Linked DNA regions of Homo sapiens: region 2 is linked to region 1. Evidence: read pairs that join two places in POLR2A ChIA-PET (ENCODE). Cell type or tissue: OCI-LY7. All regions are shown on one strand. Each heading gives the region's core, and the rest is flanking DNA. Links, peaks and the distances in the headings are about the cores only. Region 1 overlaps TRAPPC12 (trafficking protein particle complex subunit 12). Region 2 overlaps COLEC11 (collectin subfamily member 11).

Evidence for each region. Peaks named below come from ENCODE experiments on the same cell type or tissue, not always from the same donor. Only the 100,000 strongest peaks of a DNase experiment are listed, where the experiment ranks them.
Region 2: POLR2A ChIA-PET joins it to region 1 with 5 read pairs; 5 of 35 experiments call an interaction of 5 or more read pairs at or near these places.

Annotation. Positions count from the first base shown.
Region 1 is chr2:3,478,062-3,482,289 of GRCh38, reverse strand. It overlaps TRAPPC12 (trafficking protein particle complex subunit 12), which reads right to left. Exons shown (of 12, transcript NM_016030.6): 11 at 3,357-3,444; 12 at 2,725-3,071. The coding sequence ends at 2,829. It overlaps TRAPPC12-AS1 (TRAPPC12 antisense RNA 1), which reads left to right. Exons shown (of 2, transcript NR_046720.1): 1 at 1-144; 2 at 405-3,697. It also overlaps the pseudogene LOC112268321. Among named protein-coding and RNA genes, the nearest start is that of TRAPPC12-AS1, 3.1 kb to the left of the region's middle. In OCI-LY7, for the core only: no CTCF peak of the experiment used is centred there; DNase peaks (open chromatin) are centred at 1,429, 1,729 and 2,159; H3K27ac peaks cover 2,091 bases.
Region 2 is chr2:3,643,042-3,647,547 of GRCh38, reverse strand. COLEC11 (collectin subfamily member 11) reads right to left here. Exons shown (of 7, transcript NM_024027.5): 6 at 4,009-4,104; 7 at 2,904-3,821. The coding sequence ends at 3,430. It also overlaps a transcript of ALLC not described here. Among named protein-coding and RNA genes, the nearest start is that of ALLC, 13 kb to the left of the region's middle. In OCI-LY7, for the core only: no CTCF peak of the experiment used is centred there; no DNase peak of the experiment used is centred there.

The DNA.
Region 1 (4,228 bases), core at 229-4,228:
GATGGCATGGGAAGCTTCCCGGGGAACGCTGGAACTGGGTGTTTGAAGGAGGACCTCATGGCGGCAGCTCCAGCCCAAGTACTGCAACTGTGGGGCCGTGCCAGGAGCAGGTGCTGCGGAGCCTGTGTGGGTCCAGGACAAGAGGTAAGGGGAGTGTGGACGGGGCTGCACTGTCCTGGGGTTGAGGGCAGGCTTCAGGGGGTGACACTGAATAGGGACTAGGAAGGTGCATGCCAGGAGGGGTCCAGGCAGAGAGAACAAGTGGGGGCACAATCCTCGAGGGGGCATAGAAGAGGCCAGCAGTGTAAGGCAGGATGGCGATGCCCATGGGCTCCAACGCCTGCTGTGTAACTGGAATTCTGTCTGTGGCCTCCGGCGTCTGACATGCGTTCTCACACCTGCAGGAGCACCAGAAGCTCCTGGAGGGCGGTGCAGACGACACTGTCGGGCCGGCCCAGCCCAGGCCCCAGCAGTTGACTCCTCTGTGATCAGAGGATGTGGCTGAGGATGTGCATTTCCGTCAAGTTCCCAGGAGAACCTGGTGCTGCTGCTTCGGGGACCCCACTTTGAGGACCACTGATCTAACACTGCCCCTCGTGGCAAACGCGGAATGACTCAAGATTCAGCTGGATGGATCATTCAGGGAGCAAATCCACCCTTGCCGCCTGGCACACCCTGGCCATTCGGTAACGATGCCATCAGGGTTACTGGCTTCTTCATTCTCCACTGTGCATTCCAGGGTGGGCATTTCCACAGTTGTGAGCCCATCATCAACTCAGCGAGTTCCCATTTTCCAGTTAGAAAATAAGCTTTCTGATCGTTAGCCATTCACTTCAATTGGCTCTAGAAAAGATTTCTGGGATGTATAATTTATTTTTAACATAAAGAAAAGCTAAGTGTAAACTAGATAAGCTACAATTGTCCCAGACGTTATAGACACTCACAGCACCGTTTTCCTCTTCTAGCAAAACAAAACAAAAAATTCTGCAATCATACAGGCAGTAGGAAAAAAAAATTAGCTGGACACCATGGCTCACACCTGTAACCCCAGCACTTTGGGAGGCCGAGGTGGGAGGATCACTTGAGGCCAGGAGTTAGGGACTGGCCTGGGCAACATAGTGAGATCCCATCTTTATAAAAATAAAAAAAATCTGGGCGTGGTGGAGCACACTTGTGGTCCTAGCTACTCAGGAGGCTGAGAGTGGGGAATCGTTTGATCCCAGGAGGTTGAGGCTGGAGTGAACCATGTTTGCACCACTGCACTTCAGCCTGGATGGATGACAGAGTAAGATCCTGTCTCAAAAAAAAAAAAAAAAAAAAAAACAAAAAAACCAGGAAGAAATAATCCAGGCAAGAAACGAGGCAATGATACTGTCACCTGGCCTGGCCTCATGCCAGCAGCATGGGGGTGGGGCTTGGGAGGGAGGGTGGATTTAGGCTTACCAGCTTACTAGGGAACTTTGATCTCTGTTTCTGATTTGCCGGGCTCATGTCTAGCTGGAGCCTGGGCACTGCTGTCTGCTTTCCCGCACAACTGGCCGGGGACAGCTCTGAGCCCCGAGCCTGTAAAGGACGGGCTCCATAATCCTCTGGCAAATCCTGTAAGATGCCTGCAGTAAGGTGCCAGGTTGGAGCAGAGGAAGAGCCTTACACTTCATCCCTGAAGTCACATTTGAAGGAAGACCCTCAAGGTGGAGGGCTTCTAATTACATCTTCATCTTTCTGGGCTTAACAATAGTTTCAGTTCTCTTTTTGAAGAGAAAGATCTTGAAACCTCCTTGGTGTCCAACAGTCCTTTTGGCTGTCTCACCTCTTTTTTCTTTTCTTTTAATGCATAATTAATCTAGATGTCAGCAAATGGGCTGAGACTGTCTGGTAGATGCAGTGTTTGTATGTTTCTACTCTATTACAAAAATTAACAGAAATATGGCTTCGCTTTGTGCAAATGTTTATATCACAGTCTGTAAAATGAATTATATTTAAAACTATCCACAAAGCTAGATATTTAGAGAACCCTTGGCAGAGTTCTTTCGTAAAGTGAAGACATTTTCAGGTACTTTAAGTTCTTCAAAAGCAGGAATAACTGTGTAAACGTAAGGGCAAAAGGCCTTTCAGGCATGAGAGAACACATGAAAACACGTGTCTGGCTTCAAAACCACCCCCAGCCCCTGCCTGCCTGCGTTTTACGCGCTCTTCCTGTGCTTCATTATGCGTCGTGCTTCCTGTTCCACTCAGCTCACTCTCCACGTGGACGTATAAACTATGGGAGAAACAGTGATGGCCTCTCCTCCACCGCCAGGCTGGCAGGGGTCGTTTGGCTGGCATCAGGCTGGAGGAGACTCGGATGGGTAAGACCAACGCACTTAGTTTTGGGTGTGTGGGGAGGGCAAGAGGAGCATGAGCGGCGATCTGTGGGGGGTGTCTTCCCTGTTGTAAATCTCCCTGTACGTGCAGGTGCACGGCGAGAGGGTCTCCACACCTCCCAGCTTTTCTCTGAGGATGTCCAGAAGGAACGAGCAAAGCAGGATTGGCCTCCAGAACAGAGGCCCCGAGGCTGACTCCAGATTTCCTGTCTACGAGCTGTGTCCTCCCAGCACGCCTGCCCCTTGCATTCATGAACAGTGACCCAGCTGCAGGGACTGCGTGGCTGAACGCCGACCAACTGCGGGGAAGTCCTGGGCTGGGCCGTGGCTTGGGACCAAGAAGACACGCAGCAGACACCAGTGAAGCAGGAGTTTTATTGAGTTCCTCCATGTCACATTAATACATTAGCTTCAAGACACAGTTTCAAAGACCCGGGTCCTTCTGACGTAGTGTGTTGGAGGCAGCTAGGCCAGCTTGAGGCACTGTGTGTTGAAGCTGTCCCCCTCCTTGCCGGCGACAGCCTCCAGCAGGGCCTGTTTCTTCTGCATGCTCCGTGAGGACTCCAGCTCGTACATGGTGGTCAGGTTGAAGAGCACGCTCTCGTGCAGGTAGTGCCTGGGGTCCTGCTGGACCATGGCCTCCAGCTGCCGCAGGGAGTCCTTGAGCTTGCCCAGGTAGAGCAGACACACGGCAGCGTTGTTGTTGGCCTAGGGAGGAGCACACGCCCAGGGTTGGCCCACACAACCAGGACAGACGCCCGCCCATTCCAGGCTGCGTGCTGGGCCGTGTTAGGGGCCTGGGGGTGGTGCAGAGCTGCTGGGCAGAGCCTAGGTGGCCCTGTTGGGTCACTTCCCCTAAGGGCCACAGCCACTGCCTGGAGCTGGTGGACTGGAGAGAGAGAGCGCAGGCCCCTGCTGAGACGTGTGTGGGTGTATGTTTCTAGCGTCTGTGAAAGGCAGAGGATGGAGGATCCTGCAGCTTGGGGATCTTACCACTGCGTTTCTTGGATCCATCCTTAAGATCTCTGTGAAGAACCTGTGGGCTTCTGCAAAGTTATTCTGCCCGAGGTGAAGGAACGCGCTGTAACACAAGCAACGGTGGCAGTTAGCGGGGAAAGCCCAGGAGCTGCTGTCCCCCAACACAACCCACAGGGGCTTTGGATCCCACAGAGACCCAGCGTATGGCCCTGTGTGGCCCGGGGTTCCTGATCTCCAGGTAGAGGCGGTGAGCTGCGTTTTGCATTCAGGCTCGCACATTAAAGCCACTCTAGTTTTTATTTATTTTTATTTTTTAGATGGAGTTTTGCTCTCGTTGCCCAGGCTGTAGTGCAGTGGCACGATCTCGGCTCACCGCAACCTCCGCCTCCTGGATTCAAGCAACTCTCCTGCCTCAGCCTCCCAAGTAGCTGGGATTACAGGCGACTGCCACCACGCCTGGCTAATTTTTTGTATTTTTAGTAGAGATGGGGTTTCACCATGTTGGCCAGGCTGGCCTCAAACTCCTGACCTCAAGTGATCTACGTGCCTCAGCTTCCCAAAGTGCTGAGATTACAGGCATGAGCCACTGCACCCGGCCAAGCCACTCTAGTTTTTGTTAATTGAGATAGAGTAACTTCACCTAAATGACTTCCTGCTAAAAGCGGACACCTGCTTTATTTACGCTTTCTGATCCTGGCTGCAGGCTTTGTCCAAGGCGTGTTTCCTCCTCACGAACGTGCACTCGCACGACGCTGTGCGTTCTACCACAGAACACCAGAGCACGGGATCCAGACACAGAACACCAGAGCACGGGATCCAGACACAGAACACCAGAGCACAGGATCCAGAACGGCCGCTACGCCAGCAATGGTGACCTTTACACACAC
Region 2 (4,506 bases), core at 240-4,239, 170 kb before region 1:
GGGCATCAGGAGAAGATGGGTGAGCGACCCCCAGCGGCATCGGGAGAGGATGGGTGAGTAACCCCCAGCGGCCACACTCTGGAATACTCTGCGGCAGGATGGGAGAAGCAGGCAGGCCCCATGGGCAGCATGGGAATTGCCCCAAGACAGGTTGCTGATGAAGAAGGTGAGAAAGAATGCCCACCCCCGAGGCATTCTCCAGATACGTTTTAATCGTGTGTGTATGTGTGTGTGTGTGAGTGTGTGCATGCTCTTGAAAAAGGCCTAGAAAGACTGACCCTCAACTAGAGCAAAGTTGACTGAAGTAAAGGAGGATTTTTGCTTCTTAGACGTATGTGTGTGTCGCGTTGAACATATTACCAATTACATTCACATGGTCCCTGTGTCATCACACGCGCAACCCCTGCAGCCTGTCTGGGGCCCTATATTTCAAGGCCACCTCAGCGAACCAGAGAGTTCAGAGGCAATGGGGGGATGAGGGGTGCGGGGGCTGAGGGAGTGGCTCTGCGTCCTCACGGGGATGATGGACAGCAGGGCACAGCCTGTGAGACCAGAAGTGGGGACCACTGAGGACTTGCCCATTCAGTGAGATGACCTGCTCAGTGACAACCCTCCCCACACACAGCCTGGCCCCCCAACACACAAACACAGCAGCATCCCCCAATTCTTCAGCTATACTCCAGGCATTGTTGGAACTGCCACACAGAAAACCATGGGTCTGACAGAGTCAGAAACGGAGAAATATTCAAACTGACTGCTTAGTAAATGAATGCATGGGTGAGCAGATAGAGGGGTGAGTTAATGGCTGCAGTAGCTTGTAAGCACCAGAAGGATATACGCACCAGTAGGAAGACTCCATCTCTCATACACAGAGTCTGCGCCAATGAAGCAAAAGCCTGGTCGCTCTGACGGGCTCCCTTCCAGCAGGCGAGGCAGCGGCACCTGCTTCTCCAGCTGTACATCATTCCCTGGAACCTGCTCCATGAAGACAAGGTGCTCCTCTTCCCATCCAAACAAACCAGGGACCACTCAGGTCCGGAATAAACTTGTTTGCTATGTCCTTCCAATGAGATGAGAATTAAATTCAAGGAGATATCAAGAAATTCCTGTCAAGAACTGTGAAAGGCCTGAGATTTTACCCTACTTACAGTCCCAGGTTCATGGGTGCTGGCTGAAGACATGAGACTTCTGGGTCAGAGATAAAGGACTTTGTTACTTACAGCAACAGCCATAGCTGGGGTATTGGCATTTCTGCACCAGTATCCTGGGCTCCACTCCCTTCAGGGGTTCAGGAAGAAGGCAGACAGCACCCGCACATGCAGTGGGTCCGTTACAGGGAGGACCCTTGAGCCTAGGGAACCCGGTTCTTCTCTAGCAGGTAGTACACATGCCTGCACTCTTTCCTGGAGGGAGACATCATCTTTATTATGCTGGACAGTAACCATGCCTGCCTGTTGCCACAGAACGAGACACTCTATTTTCCAAGGCTGCGGGCAAACCTGCCCTTTTCTCCGGTGGGGAGACAGGGAAGGGAGACACTATCTTTATCTTCCAAGGCATTTCACTGTACAAACACCCAGAATAGATAACTTAGAACAAAGGGCCGTCGGGGCCTCCCTCACAGGATGTGCACAAATACACCCACCCCTGGGAGCCAGCTCCACAGCTCCCTCTCGCCCCACAACACCAGCTGGGAGGGAATGTACATGTACGTGTGTTCTATTTTAAAAATGAAGATACTTGTTATTTTTATTGGGATTCTGAAATACAAAAAAAAAAAAACCATGAGGTACTGTGGCAGGCAGCTTCTGAACTGACCCCCAGTGGTCCCCACCCCCTGGTATTCACCCCCATGTATGGGCTGCACCCGGTGCCTCGCCTCAAGCTGGTAGAGCACCACAGAGGGAAGGCACGTGCTGTGGTTTGCTGTTGGGCCTCTCCAGATCTCATGTTGAAATGTGACCCTCATGGTGGAGGTGGGGCCAAATAGGTGTTTGGGTCGGGAGCGGAACCCTCATGAGTATCTTGGGTGCTGTCCTCAGTCCTTACCCTAGTGAGCAAGTTCTCACTCTGCTAGTTCCCTAAGCTGATTGATTATGCAGAACAGCCCGGCACCTCCCTCTCTTTCTTCGTGGCTTCCCTCTCCCCATGTGATCTCTGTGAGTGCCGGCTCTCCCTCCCCCTCCACTTGAGAGTGGACGCAGCCTGAGGCCTCACCAGGAGCAGATGCTGGCACCACGCTTCTGGTGCTGCCTGCAGAACCGTGAGCCAAATAAACCTCTTTGTTGATCTGTTGCCCAGCCTCGGGTTTTCCTTTGTGGCAACGCAAATGGATGCAGACAGCAGGATATGTCCAGGTGAGCTTAGGAAAGGCTGCGGCTTCTCTCTTCGGCTCTTCTCCTGGGCTGCTCTGAGGAAGGTGCTGTCATGTTGTGGGCAGCCCAGGGGAAGGGCCCCTGTGACAGGGAACTGCGGGAGCCTGTGACCCACAGCTGGTGGGAAACTGAGGCCCTCCATCCAACAACCCAGGAGGACCTGAGCTCTGCACAAACCACACGAGGAGTGACCTTGGTTCCAGCTTGGGAGAGGCCCTGAAGTAGAAGACTGAGCTAAGCCCTGTGCCGATTCCTGATCTGGGAGGTAATCAATCTTTCTTAGGCCACTGAGTTTTGGGGTAATTTGTTAGGCAGCAATAAATAACTCATACAAGCCGGGTGTGGTGGCTCCTGCCTGCAGTCCCAGCTATTCAGGAGAGGTGGGAGGATCGCTTGAGCCCAGGAGTTCAAGGCCAGCCTGGGCCACATAGCAAGACCTCACCTCTACAAAAGTTAATTAAAATAAAAGATAACTAATACAGCTATTGAAAAAATTAAGAGAACAAAATGACTCCACACATTTAGTAGTAAAGTTTGGAGAATTTTGTTGTTGTTTTCCTGAAATCTGGGTTTGAAGCAAAGCAAAATTGTTTTTACATGGATAATAGTGTGAAGGAACCTATATTGTAATGTAATTTACAGAAGTGTTGGTCAAAGTGAGTTCTTTTCCATATAGAAATTAAAAGGTAGTAATTCAAGACCCCATTGCCACTATTTGGACTTAACTACTGCACTACTTAAAGATTTTATTGTATAGCTTGGACAAAGGCACAAGCTTTATGGAAGAGCAATTCTGGGTAATAATTACATAATGACATTGGGGCTACAATACAGGTAATGAAACTCTGCTTCTTCAGAGACAGCACCCCAGGAACACTTTCATTTTCCTCTTAAGCATAGGCCATTTTCTCAGTTTAGACAACAGCCCTCTACTCAGTGAGCCTCCACCCTTCACAGAGGGACAGCTCCCTGGCTGGCACCATGGTCTGGGCTCTGTCCCTGCCAACCCTGCAGGGACATGTGGGGCCCCCAATGGGCAGCCCCAGCCTGAGGCTCACATGTTCTCCTTGTCAAACTCACACATGAAGTACATGGTGGTGTGGCAGGCCACGTCGTTCCAGCCGCCCGAGGCCACCATCTCCACGCAGTCCTCCTCGTCGTAGGCATTGTTGGGCTCACCGCTGCGCCACTTGTTGAAGGTCCGCATGGGGGAGTGGTCAGAGTACACGAAGGCGCCCTCCTTCTCCAGGTCGTTGATGCCGATGAAGACACGGGCCAGGCCGGCTTGCGCCAGGTATGCGGCCATCAGGCCATTGGCAGCCTCGTCCTTGGGCATGCTCAGCGTGCCCCCGCGGCCCTGGCAGGACAGCTGGGCGTCCGCGTAGCGCTTCTCCTCCTTCACCAGCAGGTAGATCTTGCTCTCCGTCTCGCGCACACCGGCGACAGCTGTGGGGTAAGGCAGGGTTGAAAAGTGAGCACTTGTATGTGTGCAACAAACTTAAGGCACAGCCACAGGCAGCAGGGGCCGGCAGGGCAGGCAGGGCAGGCGTGGGCACGGCAGAGCCCTTGCCGGGGGGCTCAGGACAGGGCTGGGAGGTGGGAGGGAGCGAGGGCGGCGCCGGGAGCCACATACCATTCTTGATGAACTTGAGCTCGCTGGTCAGCTGAGAGACCTGGTTGTCCATCTCCCCGATGGCCTTGCGCAGCTGGCTGCACTCACATGGGAGGCCTGCGGGGGCCAGGCCCACGCGTTACAAACGCTGGATGAGGACTCGGACTCAGAAGAGAGGCGAGGACCCCTCCCCGGAAATGCACATTTTACTCAACAAACGTGCCCCACGGGCCTTTGAGGCCGCAATAACCATCACCCACTTCATCCTAAAGGCAGGGGGAGCAGGGAAGGACCTCCACAGGAGTGGAGGGAGGGCAGACACATGTATTTCAAACCTCTCCAGCTGTAGGGGGAAGAGAAATGGAGGTGCAGGGGTGGGAAGCAGCCCAGGGCAGGGTTGGGAACCAGGGAAGCAGGTCTGGCTGAGGGCGTGCAGTGAGAAAAGCTAGAACATCTGAGGAAGATGGTGGGGATGGCCAGCAGGCCTCCATGGCTTGGGGGCACTGCAGGGCTGAGGGG